Regions from separate parts of the Mus musculus genome. Here region 2 is linked to region 1. A link is a loop called in an ENCODE intact Hi-C map of the cell type or tissue named here. Cell type or tissue: gastrocnemius. All regions are shown on one strand. Region 1 overlaps Duox1 (dual oxidase 1). Region 2 has its middle 12 kb from the start of Gm34325.

Evidence for each region. Hi-C counts contacts between places; a loop is a spot of excess contacts. Peaks named below come from ENCODE experiments on the same cell type or tissue, not always from the same donor. Only the 100,000 strongest peaks of a DNase experiment are listed, where the experiment ranks them.
Region 2: a loop joins it to region 1, with 19 times the contacts of the local background. A loop is called at or near these places in 8 of 42 quality-filtered maps.

Annotation. Positions count from the first base shown.
Region 1 is chr2:122,345,989-122,350,988 of GRCm38, forward strand. Duox1 (dual oxidase 1) reads left to right here. Exons shown (of 33, transcript NM_001099297.1): 31 at 260-415; 32 at 510-638; 33 at 1,282-1,984. The coding sequence ends at 1,404. Shf (Src homology 2 domain containing F) reads right to left here. Exons shown (of 7, transcript NM_001374011.1): 7 at 2,904-3,551. The coding sequence ends at 3,365. Among named protein-coding and RNA genes, the nearest start is that of Shf, 21 kb to the right of the region's middle. In gastrocnemius, a CTCF peak has its summit at 2,618 (motif pointing right); DNase peaks (open chromatin) are centred at 393, 1,448, 2,754, 2,988 and 1 more place; H3K4me3 peaks cover 1,612 bases; H3K27ac peaks cover 1,895 bases.
Region 2 is chr2:122,555,684-122,560,683 of GRCm38, forward strand. No RefSeq gene overlaps it. Among named protein-coding and RNA genes, the nearest start is that of Gm34325, 12 kb to the right of the region's middle. In gastrocnemius, a CTCF peak has its summit at 2,859 (motif pointing left); a DNase peak (open chromatin) is centred at 2,825.

The DNA of each region.
Region 1 (5,000 bases):
GAGGAAGCTGCCTTGGACCTGACAGACGTTCAGATCAGTGGTGGAAGGCTCTTTGGTGAGATCGCTTCTCACTCACACCACTCTGTCCAAGGGCAAAATACATCTCTGTATTGAGGCTGGCCCTACTTCCTGTACATTCTATTTCCTAGGTGGTCTAGGGATAGGAACAGACTAGCTGAGGTCAGAATTCCATGTTGAGATCCAGGATCTATAGGGAAGCCAAGCTGAGCTGGCCCTGAGCCCCAGTGTGTGCCCTCAGATCTACTTCATCTGGGTGACAAGGACTCAGAGGCAGTTTGAGTGGCTGGCTGACATCATCCGGGAGGTGGAGGAGAATGACCGCCAGGACCTGGTGTCTGTGCACATCTATATTACTCAGCTGGCTGAGAAGTTCGACCTCAGGACCACCATGCTGGTAGGTCAGGGCAAGCCAGGCATGGCAGGAGGGCCACTCCCAGGGCCAAGGGTTGTTCCTAGCAATGGCCTTCCTCCCCCATTTCATTTGCCAGTACATCTGTGAGCGGCACTTCCAGAAGGTGCTGAACAGGAGTCTGTTCACGGGCCTGCGCTCCATCACCCACTTTGGTCGCCCTCCCTTTGAGCCCTTTTTCAACTCTCTGCAGGAAGTCCACCCCCAAGTAAGTCTACTTCATATCTTAGTTCTCGGCTCCTTTGATCACCCGAGGACTGAGCAAAGCTCTCAATCCTAGTCTATCAAGGAAACAACTGGTTACTGCTGAGAAGTCATCTCTTGGGAGACTGGTATGTTACAGACTGGAGAAACATAGATGGAGGGCCACCCTAAGGTAGGAAGGAAGGAAAGACGGATGAAGGGAACAGAGATCTGCCAACTCTGAAGTCTAAGTTCATCCACCAAAACAGAAGAGCTCAGTAATAGAAATATTCCTTACTATACAGTCAGGGCTATACTCACCATTAATACTAAGCCAGCTCTCCCCGTGGATGTGGAACTAGTTTTCGCCATGAACAGTGAGTGGGCTGGCTGCAGATAACTTATACACCAGGCTGTCCCTCAATTTGAACATTGACTCAGTTGGTCCTTTTACACTGACCTAGCACTTACAAAATTGAGCTAGACTTACAGTGAGCCAGCCCTCACCATACACGGTATAAAATAAACCTTGAGTGTGAACACTGGATGGTCTTTAATAGGACCATAAAGCTAACCTGCACCAGGAACATGAACCTGGCTACTGTTTTGAATACTGATCCAGCTCTACCAGTAAATATGTTCATCTTTGGCTCTTCCTCCTTCAACAGGTCCGAAAGATTGGAGTATTTAGCTGTGGTCCCCCTGGCATGACCAAGAATGTGGAGAAGGCTTGTCAGCTCATCAACAGGCAGGACAGGACTCATTTTTCTCACCATTATGAGAACTTCTAGGCCTCCTGCCCAGCAACTATGCCCACTACTGCCCTGCTGGGACAGCAGGGGCTTTGGCCTGTGCCTTAACCCAGTACTCATTTCTGGCCACCTCAGCCTTGGCCCTTCCCACCTGCCAACTTGGTTGGTCCAAGTAGCCTCGCTCAGGCATCATGTGTAGGCTCAGAGATCTCTAGGGCCAGAATGTGTCTTGAGTTTGTCGAAGGAGCACTGTTTAAGAACTATAGGTTCAGAAGTAGGGGAGCTTTTGGGTTGAGACAAAGTGAGAATTAAGCAAAAACTTGACAGTAGACAACCTGTCAAGTTTTTGAAAGTGAGTCTGAGTGATAGTATGGATGCTGGCGTCTTCAAGTCCTCTTCACTGTGTTCTTCCTCTCTTCAAAATGGTTGGGAGATGTCTTAGAGTAGCCAGGGGCAACTTACAGAAACCCTCAGGACCAGCCTAACTGAACAACTGATCTCTCAAAATGTAAAATGTAGTCAGACCTTTCTGTGCCCACTAACCGCCTGGAGCAGTGCCCCTCAGCCCCATCTCCCTCTTCTAGTGGTCTGTTTTGCAAATAAACGGTGTTTCCCCCTTTGGAGTTTCTTTTTTGCTGCCTTAGGTCAAGGTGGAGCTAAGGAAATCATCCACCCAGTGGGCTTTGCCACGGTGGTCCAGGCATCTCTCCAGTATCTACTGAATAAAAGCAGCGAAGACTGAAAAGCCCTTCCTCACTCTGGTGTTAGGCTGCTGACAGCGGATCACAAGGACAGAGAGGAGTCCTCAGGGAGCTGCAGTCGGCCTGGCTTCCTCCAGGGCATCAGCTATTCTAGCTCTGCCCTGAGACAAGGTCTTCCAGGCAGCATGAGGAGATAGATGTCTCCTAACCCCTCTAGGCCTGTTTTCTCAGGTGCAAAATGGTGGGTCCTCTTCCTATCATTCAAAGGCAGAGCAACCTTCAGAGAGTTTCTGAAAAGGTGCCCAATGCCAAATGATCTATTCGGAATACCTCGTTTCTCAGATCACACATCCTCACTTTGGAGAAATTCCCAACTGATTCTAATCAGCGCTAATGCACCGCGGGCTTGGGTTGAGGCAAGCAAGGGGCCTCAGGTTGTCCTAAGAGGACAACCGTCCCGAGGGCGTCTGGCTCCCACAGAACCTGTCTGTGGAGCAGCGGGAAGGCCCCGGACCCACGGGGGTCGGCTGAGGTGCGTGGCCCCAGACCCGGCCACCAGAGGGAGCTAAGGGAAAGGGACACGGCGCGCCCAGCCAGCCAGCCAGGAGCGGGAGCGCGCCGCCTCAGGGAAGCGCGCCTCCCGCCCGCGTGGCAGCGCCATCCGCGCCGTCAGCCTGGCGCGCTGCCTCTTTGTCTCTCGGCGCCTCCCAGACAAACCGCTCGCTGCTGGCGGGAAGCCGGGCTCGCTCGGGAGCAATGGCAGGAGCGACGCGGCCTGGACGCCCCCTGCCCGGCGTGAGGTGTTTGGTCAAAGGAAGCGAGTGGATGCTCGGAAAGTGCTTTTCGCAGGCGGCCGGCGTCGGCTCCAGCCTCAATTTATAGTCGGGCTCGCTCCCCGCCCCCTCCCGGCAGCCCCTGGGCGGCGCCGGCAGCCGCAGCTCTGCCTGGCCGAGCCTCTGGCCCGGAGCCCGGGCGGCCCGCTGGGGACGGGGAGAAGGGAGGATGCGGAGGGTGGGTGGTGCGGGAGGGAGGTCGCCACTCCCTCCCTAGTGTCTGACTGGGGCGGGGAGACCCCTTCCTCCTCAGGCTCTCCTCGGTGCCCAGCTCCACACAGTCCCTTTATTCCAAGGCCCAGGATTCCCTCCCCTTTATAATAAATTAAGGAATCTTCAGCGCCTGCTAGATCCTAGGACAAGGGGAAGCCAGGTTTCTGACATCATGTCCTTGGTAAGAACCGCTGCCCCCGTGCAGGTGACAAGGACTGGGTCCAGGTCTATCATAGTGCCCTGGTCTCACATCTACAGAGTCCGGATGGCCACAGGGTAGAGCAGGGACATGTGTTCCGCTCCCTTAATGGGCAGCTTGCGGCTGGCATAGTGGTGCACGATTTCAGGGACGCTGCTGAAGGGTGGGCTGTTCTGGCCCAACACATACTTGTGTTCCTTAGTCCGGGACAGCTTCATGTGCATGAAGCCCTGACTGCTCCTAGGAAGAGAAAGAGATCCCGGTGACCAGGGGTTCTCCTCAGTCCCCTACTTCTACCCCGACTCTCCCAGCAAGTGTGATTCCAAAGCCAGCTTCAAGTGGGAGGTGGACAGAGACGGGATGGTGGGGGAGGGGAGGGGAGGGGAGGAGAGGAGAGGGTTGAGTAGGTAGCATGAGGCACTGGCTTTGTGGTGAGGACGCTCATTGTACCAAGAATGTGTGTGTGGTGAGTATACAGGGTGTGTGCTGGTGGAAAGTGGGGTGCCCCGCACCCTCCAATTCTGTGACCCTAGCCCATAGCCTTTGGCTAAGGCCAGTTTAACCCTACCTGGACTTTTGAGACCGATTCATACAGGTCAGGCTAGTCTGTGTCTCCACCTCTTAATTATAGGTGTATGCCAGTGTATGGGGTACTGAGCCCAGAACCCAGGGCTTTGGACAGACTAGCCAGCACCTTAGCAACTGACTACAGCCCGGCCTTATGCTCAGTTTCCCCTTCTTGAGCTATATGGCAGCACCAGTCTGTGGGTCTTACACCAAGTCAGACCCTCTCAGTCCAGCCAGCCAGCCCTTAGGCCTGGAGTGACATCATCTGGAGACTCGGTTAGCATTACCTACCCAGAGTTGGGTAGGACAGACAAAGGAATTATGGTGTGGAGGTGAGATGAGAGGGCATGGGAGCCCCCCAGCCTGGAGTCTGATTGCAACCTCTTTCCATCAGAGAAGAAGCAAGCAGTTCCAGCACAACCGACATCTGCGGCAAAGGCGGCTGACACAGACTTAATACGTCTTTTAAATACAAAGATTTTATGTTGAGCAGGTCTTAAGGCCTGAGTGTGTATGACCTTGTGGAGGGGCTCATTCTTTTTCCTATACTATAGTTTGGTTGAAATTTGTGGGGCGAAACAAGCCCTTTCTACAGCAAAGCTGTCCCGCCTTCCTGTGTTCCCAGGGATTAAACTTTTACCTTAGTGATAGTAGTCCTATCAAGAGCCCACCAGTGATAAGACAGTCAGACCCAACCCAGATCCCGTATATGGCTACAGTAAGAACAAAAGAGAGCAAAGAGGTGAGGCTGCTCCCTCTCCCTTTAGGTACGGTGCTCACATGTGACTCTATCTTATTTTCTTCTGAGCCGTCTTTGTCTCTTAATCCTCATGCTTAACTATATACTAAAATAACTTTAATAAAAAAACCCCAAAGTCGGGCGTGGTGGCGCACTCCTTTAATTCCAGCACTCCAGAGGCAGAAGCAGGCGGATTTCTGAGTTTAAGGCCAGCCTGGTCTACAGAGTGAGTTCCAGCACAGCCAGGGCTATACTGAGAAACCCTGTCTCGAAAAACAAAAACAAAAACAAAAACAAAAACAACAACAACAACAAAAAAAACCAAAAACCAAAACCAAAACAAAACCCTCCAAGTTTGCTTCATAAATTGGCTGGTCCTGAAA
Region 2 (5,000 bases), 210 kb after region 1:
AAAGAGATTGCTTCGCATCTCAGAAAAGACTTTGGGCTTCTAGACAGTGTTGGAGCTTTAAGACCTTAAAGACTTTGGAATTGGATTTGAATGCATTTTCACCATGAGATGGCAATGAGCCTGTTGGGGCCCAGGGTTAGGATCCTATGGTTTGAGTGTGAAATGTCTCCTGTGGGCTTATTTTAAATAAACACTTGTTTCTAGCTGGTAGTGATATTTCAGAAGGTTGTGGAACCTTCTGGACATGGGGTCTAGATGGCCCAGGAGAGGATCAGATCTGGCTCCAGTTTCAGCCTGAGCTCGCTGGCCAATCACTAAGTTATGAGCAAGTTGCCTTCTCTCCCGCTGCAGTGGACAGGGCTGTCCTCACTGCTGTGATCACTGCTGTACTTTTCTCATCCTGAGACTGGTTAAAACAAGTGGCCCTTCCCCTAAGTCACTTCTGTCTGGTATTTTGTCCTACCACTAAAAATATATTCTTTTTTTTCCTTTCATAAATTTTTATTATTTAAATGTATTTTATATACCAAACATTAATAATATTATTTTGAGAATCAAATAATGCATAAACATTTGTTCAACTTTTATATTCATATCTTTTCATATCCTAAAAATATCATTAATGAATATTGAATACTATCCATAACTGAGGATCCTATACCTAATGTTGAATATTAAATTGTTTCAAAACATACAAAATATTCTTTGGGAATTAAGCATAGTAAAAAATGAATGGCCCTTCCCTTAAGTTGCTTCTGTCTGGTATTTTGTCCTACCACTAAAAAAAAAATATTCTTGATGAAGCAAAATGAAACTAAATTTAATGTATAAACTCCTAGAACAAAAACAAATGGAAGTGGAAATATCCTAATATTCAAATAAGTTTTGTGCTCTAGATAATAGCATTATACTGCGGTTGACCTCTTGTTCTTGATGGTGATACTTATATAAGATGCTAGCATTAGACAAAGCTATGAGGAAATGATAAGTTGTTTCTGTAACATTTCCTTAAGCCTGAAATTAGTTAAAAATAAATTGGCTTTGGATTGTTTGAAACAAGGTTTCCTGTGTAGCTCATGCTGGCCTGAAGCACAAGATCTTCCTTTATATGTATGCACCACCATATCTCGCTTCAAAGATCAATCTTAGAGCCACAAGAACTAAAACAATTAACATTATGTGTACCATTATCGGTGCATAGAAAGTACAGCACTACCTAGAAGGAATTTGTGTGTGTGTGTGTGTGTGTGTGTGTGTGTGTGTGTGTGTGCATGGATGTACAATTATGCATGCCTAGATATGTGCAGAGGCAAAAGGAGCTCAGGTGTCCCGCTCAATCTCTCTGCCTCATTTCCTCTAGAAAGGACCTCTCACTGAACCTAGTGTTCCCATTTTCCCCTGGATTCTGGCTGGCTAGTGAAGAAACTAGATTGTTTATGCTCATAATCACACCCATCTTTTACATGGGTCCTAGGGATCTGAACTTAGGTCCTCATGTTTGAACACCAAACACTATCCACTGAGACATCTCCCTACCCAGGGAGATCTTGAGAATCATAATCAGAAGGGTCTGGAGAGTTGGTTTAATGTTTAAGAACACTTGTTACCTTTCCAGAGGACTCAGGTATGATTCCCAGCACCCACATGTTACATGAAGGAGGGCTGAGGGGAGACAATCTTCTCTGTACCTCCAGTCCTAGGGGATCGTAAGCACAGACATGCTGTGGTGCACAGACATATATGCAGGCAAAATATTCATACACATAAAATACTTTTTAAAAAAATTATTTTTACCTCTAGTGCAAATATTGCATGTATAAGATAAAACAGATGAATAAAGTAACATCTCTAATACCAGAAGAGGGTCTTGGTGTTGGACTCTCACTCTATCAATAAATCAATTCAAACAGAAGTAAAATGGGGGGGGGGGTGATACTGCACTAGACTGAGAGATGCACAAAACTTCCAAGACTTAAAAGAATCTCAAGAGATGTAACTAAGTTAAATGAGTAACTTTTTGTTATTAATTTTGACTCTACAGGATAATTACAGTTTTTTCTTAGGTAATAGAAGAAATTAGCATTTTGGATATTGAATGACATTAAGGAATTAAGGACAAGATATGGCATTGTGATTATGCAAAAAAACCTATTTGCATAGTTCTCTTTTTCTTGTTTTGAGATGAGGTCTCATTGTGAAAGTTGACGTTGATCTAGTGGTCCTTCGGCATTGGCTTCCCAAGTGCTTGGAGTACAGCTGAGTGCCATCACACTCTGCTTATTCACATATTTCTTTTGAGATGCACATTGAATTATTTAGAGGTGACATATGTGACATGATCTCTGAGTTTGATTTAAAATTCTCTAGCCATATGACATGAAAGAGTAGACAGGATAAAACTAATGCACAGAGAGAAACTGGGAGCTGGGCACCTGGACTCCCCCCTTTTGCATTTGCCTGGAAAGTTTTATAATAAAAAAAATCTTAAATGGTTTGAAAAAGAATTATACTATGGTAAAATGAAGAAAACCATTAGGGGTAACAGAATACAGGAACAGCAGAGGAATAGGGCAGCTACTGTCCCTTGGGCTGAGAAAGGATTTCGAAAGAAGTAACCAATTTGGAAGTGCATCCATCTCTCTTACTGATAGCTAGGTTTTCTAGCAGAATAGAGGACTGGCCTACACCATTGACTGATGAAGTTTGTCCCCTTGCTCTGCCTGCAGGGCTATCAAGTGGGAAATTGAAGGCTGGAGTTCTGGGAAGCAGCTCATTGGGTTCTGAAAGAACTAACAGGAGAGGCTCAGTGGGGTGCCGCTGAGACTTCTTGGTAGGCAGCACCCCCTAGTGTGCCAGTACTGAAGGGAGGAGAGGGAGGGAGGGACAGAAGCCTTCAAGCTTACTTGTTAAGAGTTTATCTCTTCAGTGAAGCGTCTCCTAGACAGACTCTTCCTTTTCTTCCCATAAACTTCCCAGGATGTAACACCTCAATATCATGGTCAGTTATTCATCTACTCCTTCCTTGCTTAAAGTGCATTTTAAATAACAGAACTAGACGTTGCAGGTATCCTAGTTAGATGTGATTGAATGAACATCTTTTTGTTTCTGCTGCCTGTCCCACACCCTCTAAAATGACAATTATGTCAAACTGTACAAACACACAAGGACAAAGACACTGGGCAAAATGAAAACAGCGACCACCTTCTGAAAGCCATGGAGCAGATGCAAGAGTGGAATCTGACTTAGTGGAGTGGTGTGGGGCATTGGGCTCTGCACAGACAGGCTGGCCTCCAGTTGAGCTGAGGTCTGAACCCCGGAAATAGTGATAATTCACCTATGTGACACAGTAGGCGTTCCCTTATGCTCCTGGAACTCTGGCCCCTGCCTAAGTTGCCTCCCCCCAACCCCCAAACACACAAGAGAAGTATGGCTAGAAGTCACGTAGGCAATGGCTCAAGCTTCTGACCTTCAGGCTAAACTCCTCCCCAGTTACCTAGCAACAGTGAAGACCATAAAAAGGGCTGCTCAGCCCCACCTTGCTCTCTTACTTGTCTCTCACCCCTTTGTTTTCTTACCTCTCACTTCTCTCACTCCTCTCTCCTCTTTCCTCTCTCTTTGTCTTCTCCTCTCCTCTCCTCTCCTCTCCTCTCCTCTCCTCTCCTCTCCTCTCCTCTCCTCTCCTCTCCTCTCCTCTCCTCTCCTCTGCTCCCCCCTCTCTCTTCCTCTCTAGCCCCCTCCCTTCTCTTTTTTCCCCTGAATTTCTATAATAAAGCTCTAAAACCATAGAGAGTCTCTTCTCATCAAGATCCACTGTGCGCACACTCGCAGATGTTGGGAACCTCTTCCCTCATACCTCTCTCCTATAACTTTGGGACTTTAGCAAGGTAGCTCTGGGAATCCCAGGTAGGGCTGTCCCTTAGCCACCCCCCGAAGAATGGGCTAGAGGATGCCCACCCAGGAATGAGCAGAAGATGTATGGCAGTCCTCCCATGCCTGACTGACCAGAGAATAGGTGGAACTCTGGAGGGGCGTGGGTCTTTCTCCCTTCCCCCACTTCCCCAGGGCCCCCTTTTTAGTTCCCAACAGAATGGTAACCAGTAAACCATCAGTGAGGGAAGCGCAAGTGATGGGGCACTAGAAACCTCTGAATGGATAAAAGTGTCTGAGATAAAAATACAAGTCACAGTGGTGGGCAGGGTTGCTGTATTCACAGTGAAAATTCTGTGAAAGTCAATATGAAACATAGATGTCTTCTCTCCTTTCTCCAATTTGTTGTGGTAAATATTTAATATTAATTGAGAGTTTCTACCCATTAGTTCCCAGATAAAAGACACAAAACCTTTTTTACTTATGATAAGCCTTTAAAGCACTAGAGCTAGAACTAGAGGGCAGATATCTACCCTCTTAGCTATTAGCATCTACTCTCCTCTCAATAACCCCAAGTTATTTAATTTGCCATGTTCCAATTATTAACTTCAATTGGGTAGCCCTCATGGCCATGTTTTCATGACTCACCTACTCCATCTTCTCTCCACTCTCTTGCGGTCTCCTGCATTGGACTCCAAGCCCAGGAACCAAACCCTGCCCGTCTTCTGTCCAGTTATAGACTGTAGGCATCTTTATTCACCAATAAGTGATAACTTGGGGGAAGGGCAAGGTTACATAGCATCACTTGGTCTGCATGAGAATCTCCTCATCCTCAAGGCAGCCAGGACCAGTGTTTAGCCATGGCCAGCCTCTCTTTTTCTACCTTTTCTCCTTCCCCCTGCCTTTCTACAATAAAGCTCTAAAACCATAGACTGTCTCTGCTCATCAAGGCCCGTCATGCTTGAACGATGGGATAGGCTTTCCCCTAAGGAGCCCCATCTAACCTCCCGCTGGAAGGCCTTCCTGTGCTCCAGCCAGGAACTGGACCAAGGACTCTTGCCAGTGTGAGAACCATCCAGTGCTGCCCTCTCCCCCTGTTCTCTCCTCCTTTCTGCCCAGGAGCTGACCGAGCC